Regions from separate parts of the Homo sapiens genome. Here region 2 is linked to region 1. The links are chromatin contacts, found by Hi-C in ENCODE. All regions are on one chromosome and are shown on one strand. Each heading gives the region's core, a stretch centred on a gene start or an enhancer-like site at or near the end of the contact. The rest is flanking DNA. Distances are from core to core; before and after follow the strand shown. Region 1 overlaps LTBP1 (latent transforming growth factor beta binding protein 1). Region 2 overlaps LTBP1 (latent transforming growth factor beta binding protein 1).

The links. A loop is a pair of places that touch in the nucleus more often than their neighbours do. Pooled maps may share reads with other maps.
Region 2: a map of endothelial cell of umbilical vein shows a loop between it and region 1 (2.8-fold over the local background). The contact joins two enhancer-like sites. A Hi-C loop is called at or near these places in 8 of 168 maps with a recorded cell type or tissue (PC-3, aorta, ascending aorta and 4 more) and 7 of 50 pooled maps.

What each region holds. Positions count from the first base shown.
Region 1 is chr2:33,290,093-33,293,420 of GRCh38, forward strand. It overlaps LTBP1 (latent transforming growth factor beta binding protein 1), which reads left to right. Exons shown (of 34, transcript NM_206943.4): 20 at 3,068-3,190. Among named protein-coding and RNA genes, the nearest start is that of MIR4430, 130 kb to the right of the region's middle. Within about 2 kb of position 1,524, at least 4 of the 41 ENCODE cell types and tissues checked have a DNase peak (open chromatin) inside an H3K27ac peak, as active enhancers do; they include ascending aorta and endothelial cell of umbilical vein, where a contact is called at or near this core.
Region 2 is chr2:33,365,135-33,368,462 of GRCh38, forward strand. It overlaps LTBP1 (latent transforming growth factor beta binding protein 1), which reads left to right. Exons shown (of 34, transcript NM_206943.4): 31 at 199-369. Among named protein-coding and RNA genes, the nearest start is that of MIR4430, 52 kb to the right of the region's middle. Within about 2 kb of position 1,482, at least 6 of the 41 ENCODE cell types and tissues checked have a DNase peak (open chromatin) inside an H3K27ac peak, as active enhancers do; they include ascending aorta and endothelial cell of umbilical vein, where a contact is called at or near this core.

The sequences.
Region 1 (3,328 bases), core at 274-2,773:
AAGCAAGTGCATGCAAAGAGAGCAAAACACAGAGGCAACCTCACTTTATAACAATCCACTCTCTTGGGAACAATTTCATTCCCACGAGAACTAACCCAGTCTCGAGAGAAAGACATTCATCTATCTTAATGAACTAATCACCTCTTAAAAGCACGACTTCCCTATGCTGCCACCTTGACAACCAAGCCTCAACATGAGTTTTAGCAGGGACAAACCATTTTCAAAGCATAGCACTTCTTATGGCATTGATGGGAGATCTTCCCAAGGGTTGGAAGCTAGAACTGTGGGGGCCAAGCCTTCTGCTATCATTACCACCCAGGGCCCCACAAGTTTGTGTCCTTGACTAAACTGAAGAACACTGAAAGTCATGGAAGGTTTTTAAAGTAGAGGAGCCAACACCATTTATCAGATTTGTATTTTAGAAAAAAGTTTATTCTGTCTGCAAGCTGGATAATGGATTAGAGAAGCCAAGTCTTAGACAAACAAATTAAAAGACTGTGGCAGTAACTCGGGTGAGAAAGAATGAAAGTAGGTGATTTGAGAGATATTTGAAGGGCAGATTGGTATGCCTGGGCAATAACAATGTGAGGAAAGAGGGAGAGTAAAAATAAGGACTCAGGTTTCTGACTTGGGCATTTGAGTAGATAATGGTACTAGATATTGGTGTGAAAAATAACATAAAGAAAAGACAGAGGAGGGGTCAGTTTTGGCCATAAAGACTCAGAGGTACCTGGGGGACATCAAGGAGATGTCCAGTAGACTTACCAGCTGGATGCATGCTTCTACAGTTTAGGAGAGAAATCTGGGCCAACGATATAATGCTGAATTAATTTTACACCATTTGCATCCACCAAGTGTTTTTACGTGTGGTTCCTCTCTGGAGACCTTCCTTCTTTGTAGAGATTCTTTAGTGATATTTTACTGTCTTGCTATTTTCTCAGGAGCATAGTCTCATTAAGGCAATGTACTTTCAGTTCAAACTGTTCTATCTACGGTGATTGGCTTGACAGAATTCTGGTTCCATGCAATTATGTCTATAATAAGTAAAGAAAGAATAAACACATCAGGCTACCCTAGATATTTCAAGGCATTCTGCTTCATCATTAATCATGAGTAGCCTAGAAAAATAGAAGTTTTATAAGTATCTCCTAAATGGTAATCTGCAGTGTCTGTTAATTTACTTTACCTAGAGAAAGTATGGTCTTAGAAATTGATTTTGCTGTTATATTCTACAGCCTTATAAATCACTTTCCCTGGTGCATGAATAATTAAAGAGAGCAATCCATACATTTCTGAGCTTGTTAACATTTTTGAAACAAAACCAGATACTAAACATGACATTTTCCTGTTGCTGTCTGGAATTTCTATGCCTGGTGTCTAGGCTCATTCCCATTATTTACTTTGGCTCCAATGCTTGGCTTCTTCTTTCAAGTTGTTTGCCTTCAGTGTTTACAGAAGTGGATTCCCACAACCAAGGAAAGGGTGGTTAATGAGTCAGTCTGGAAGTGCTATTTTTGTTATCGTGGACTAGAGTCAGCTCACCATAATTAGTGATATTTTGTGAAAGCAACGCAGAGCACCTAGGCAGTGCCATTTCCTTGGCTCTTCTCAGTATGTGCAGGGAACACACCCGTGTGCACACTCACAGATACGTGTTTGCCACATTTTAGTACAACTCCGTTTCTGCATTCCACTGTAAGAAAGAATACAGTCTTAATACAGTGCAAATGCATGCAATCTAGACTCTGGGTTTGTATTGTCAGTGTGCTTGTGACTGCCTTAAGAGGGTAGAAAGCTTTGCTGCTTTCGTGGTGTAGTGAGCATTGAAAAGTGAAACAGATGCTGTCACGTGTCTTTTCCTCCTTGTTTGCCTGGCTTAGGCTTAAGATGCTTTGATTATGTTATAGACCCCTATAAGATTAAGCCTAATTGTGTTATTGTATGTGTAGTTTTAGCATTTTGTGATTTAAGTTTTTCCTCTTTAAGTTCTTGCTTATTGATACCTCACTAGTGTCTGTCACTGTGACATACGGTGGACCTACCCAGGGCCATTCAAATGGAGCACAGAACTTACATGTTTATTTATTTTTGAAAAATAGTAATATGTAGTAGGGACTTAATATTTTTTAATGAAGTAGATTTTAGATGATTATTTTCAATATAAATGCTGTGTTAGCAAATAATAAAAACAAACATCAATTCATACATTCTCTCTTTCTTTAACTGTTTCTATCACTAGATTTAACTTTGCCTGTGACAGAAACTTACAGTCAGGTTAAAAGGATAGGCTTGGGTTCACATCTCAGAACCACCATTTTCTATGTGGCGTTGGGCTGGTTATTGAACTTCTCTAAGCTTCAGTTCCTTCCTCCATAAAATGGTTGGCCCATAAGGATTTTGTTCGGATTAAATGAGATGATGTATGTAAAGCTTTTAATGCCCACATGTAGCAAGTGCTTGATAAAGATTAGGTGCTATTATTATTATCTACCTCTTCAGCGTGTGCCCTACCTTCAAACTGCCCAGTAGGCTTGTGTTTGTCCCTTAGATTACTTGGTTTTTATCATATGGATTCACTGCCATTTTAGAGCTTTTTATTGGACTCTTTTTCACCTTTCTGTTAAAACTTCTCTGTGATTTCTCTGGGTCATGAGTCATATCTTTTGCTTTTGTGAACTCTCCCATCCTATTGAATTCATCAATTTCCAAAATAGACCTCAACCCATCTTTGGTTCTTTGGAAAATGCTTTCTTGTAGAGATGTTGCACTAAATCTCCCGTCTCTTCCTTCCTCCCCCCTACAACAAGCCATCTTTACTTCTTGAATTTATTCACAGAGCATATTTGGTTCCGAGTTACTTTCAGAAGGTAAGTTAAAGTATAGAACCGTCATCCATTTAGCTCACGACAAGCTGCTTTTTCTCCTTTGGGCTAATTTGAAAGTTTATCTTTAAGAATCTGCCTGGTCTTCTGAAGGTCTACTGTTTCCATTTCTAACCAAATTTAACTTTATCCATGTTTTCTTTTTCTTCTTTTTTTGTTCTTTCCATTACGCAACATTCTTCAAGATGTGGACGAGTGCCTGGAACCAAACGTCTGCGCAAATGGTGATTGTTCCAACCTTGAAGGCTCCTACATGTGTTCATGCCACAAAGGCTATACCCGGACTCCGGACCACAAGCACTGTAGAGGTAAATACTGTGATCAAGTTTCCCATTTTTATTTAAACTTCATTTAAATATAGATTAGAGCAATTAGCCTTAGAAAAGGGAACCCTGCTACCTGTGTTTATTTTGACCGAGCGACTTAGAGCACATATTGGTTGGCTT
Region 2 (3,328 bases), core at 232-2,731, 75 kb after region 1:
ATTTCAACTGATGGAATGACACCCAGTTGGAGATGACAGAGAATTGATCCATTGAAAGACCAGACTGGATTCAGACTTTTACTTGGAAGTCACTCTTAGAAATAGAGATGGAAACTTTGAGACTTGCTGGCTTCCAACACAGTGTTTATAAATAGGAATAACTGTGCGATTTTCATGGAACTATGTCTTCCCTTTCAGAACAAATAGAAGAAACTGATGTCTACCAAGATTTGTGCTGGGAACATCTGAGTGATGAATACGTGTGTAGCCGGCCTCTTGTGGGCAAGCAGACAACGTACACTGAGTGCTGCTGTCTGTATGGAGAGGCCTGGGGCATGCAGTGTGCCCTCTGCCCCCTGAAGGATTCAGGTGAGCCCATATCCAATTCCTTCTGCAGGAGGCCTTTGGGGACAAGTTCATCTCACCTCCTTTGTAGCCTGACATTTCTCTTCTGTATCTTTGCCTTCACTCCTGATATCTTACTTTCATCCCGTGTGTGTGTGTGTGTGTGTGTGTAGGGCAGAACTGCATAAACATTTGGCTCCTGGTTTACCTCTACTCCCGACCCTGTCGTTAATTTTTGAAACTCTCATTCCATTACCCCAATGAATGATAAATGACCCAAAAAAACATAACTTAGCAATCAGTGGCATAGGCTTAGAATTTATATTTCCTGGCAGTTCATTTTTTACTACAATTCTTCTCATTCCTAACAGTTTCTACTTAGACCAAAATGTGTATTAGAGACGGTAGAAAATCATTCTAGGTCAAAGTCCAAATTTTCATGTCAATCTCTGTATGTGGAGATATAAGAAACGGGTTACAACAAAAAGGGAAAAGTACAGAAAGTAATTGAAGAAGTATTTCAACAAATCTCCTTTCCTTTCAAGTTCTAGATCTATCTGGGTTTAAACCTTTGGTCAAATGGAAAAGATGAGACAGGCTAAGCTCCCAGTTTCATCCCCTCTCCCAGTTTGGAGGAGGCCTGGAAGGTGCTGGCTTTGTGCTTCCTGGCTAGGCTGTTTGGTGACCGTTGAGTTGTGCACTGATTGCTAATTTCCCTTTTTTACCATCATAGCACCTTCTCATTAAAGGAAAGCACTCGAAAGTGTCCAGTATATCCTTTTGTAAAGTTGACTTGTTAAAGCTAGAAAGATCATGTGCAAGTAGAAAGCAAAGGAGTTTATTATGAATATATTCTCAGAATGGTCGAGAGGGGAAAAATTGCTTGAAAAGAGGAAATGCATTAATTTTTAGTTAATTCAATTAGAATATTTCTTTCAAGCTCTTTAGAAAATTAGCTTTGCAGCTTAGAAATAACTTAAAACCAACGTAGCATGAAAGAGAAAATAATTGGGAATTCCCGTAAGAAGAAAATGAATAGCCAAGGATAAAGAGCAAATACACAAAGCACTAGATGGCAATGATAGCAGCCCAGAATTGGAAAGAGGGCAGGTCTGGGGCCAGTTGGCACTGAGTCTGGAATCCAGCACTGCCATAGCAGCTGCATGACAAGGGGAAAATAACTTCACCCTGTACAGCTCATTTGTAAAACGGAGGCGTCTACATCTGTCCTGTTGGGTTGTTGCAAGGGCTGGGAGGATGTAGGTAGAGCAGGGGGTAATTACTAGCTTTACTGGTTGTTTCGGGCCCTGGAAGCAGATGCCACGGGGAGATAAAAGTGAAATCACTAAGTTAATGTGAGTTCAGTGAGGCTTTTGAGTCATTTTCTCACAATGCTATACTACCTCAAATCTTTTTTATTTATGCAGTGGTTTTATATTGTCTAATTTTTTTCCAAAAATCACATGTATTCCTCCTAAAGTATTAAAATAATCAAAGAGGTTATATTCCCCTCCACCTACCCCATCACAGTTGAACTCTGCTCCTTAAAGACACTCACTTTTGACAGTTGGGTTTTTATCATCCTAGCATTTTCTTATATATTAATTATCATTATATATTGATATTAGTTATTGCTGTATATTAATATATTTATATCCAACAGAGTATTTATAACTGAAGTCTATGTCATCAATCTAAGCTACACTTTGCTTGTTATTTTGCACTTCAGCATCCCTGAGATTGGGGTCATCTGATAATTATGACATATAACAATGTCCACGGGTTATTTTTCCCAATTTTTAACATCTGTTATATCAAGATACATTTTACAATCTAGGATCTCTTAAAATAGATGAAAGTTAGAACTTAAAATTTTTTTATATTGATATATTTAGGGGTGCAAGTGTAGATTTCTTACCTGCAAGTATTCCATAGTGGTAAATAAAGTCTGTGTTTTTTGTGTACCCTTAACAATAGCGAACACTGTGCCCAATAGGTAATTTTTCAACCCTTACCCCACTTCCAGACTCCCACATTTTGGAGTCTCCAGTGTGTATTACTCCATTCCATATGTCCATGTGTACCCATTGTTTAGCTACCATTTATAAGTGAGAACGTTCAGTATTTGACTTTCTGCTTCTGAGTAATTTCAATTAGGATAGTGACCTCCAGTTCCGCCCATGTTGCTGTAAAACACACGATTTTATTCTTGGTTACGGCTTAGTGGTATTACATGGATAAAGAAATTTTCTTACTGAGGCATTCCTACAGGTGCATATGTGGAGGTTCATTGCAGCATTGTTTATAAAAGGAAAATCAGGACTGGGGCAAGATGGGGCAGGGAAAGGTTAGGGGAGGAAGAAAAACAAATGCCCAGCACAAGAGATGGCTAAATAAATCATGTACATCTATAAAACAGATTCCATGCAGCTGTTTAAAAATTACCATCTTTTGGCCGTGCGCGGTGGCTCATGCCTGTAATCACAGCACTTTGGGAGGCCGAGGCGGGCGGATCATGAGGTCAGGAAAGATCAAGACCATACTGGCTAACACAGTGAAACCCTGTCTCTACTAAAAAATAGCCGGGCCTGGTGGCGCATGCCTGTAATCTCAGCTACTCAGGAGGCTGAGGCAGGAGAATAGCTTGAACCTGGGAGGTGGAGGTTGCAGTGAGCCGAGATCGCGCCACTGCACTCCAGCCTGGGCGACAGAGCGAGACTCTGTCTCAAAAAAAAAAAGAAGTTACATCATTTGAATTTAAATTAGTACAGCCTTTATGGAAAACAGTATGGAGATTTCTCAAAGAACTAAAAATAGAACTACCCGGCGATCCCACTAACTGGGTACCTACCCAAAGGGAATGTCTTTATCCATTCCTCCATTGGTGGATACTTAGGTTGATTCTATCTCTTTGCTGTTGTGAGTAGTGCTACAGTAAACACACAAATGCAGGTATCTTTTGGATATAATGACTTCATTCCCT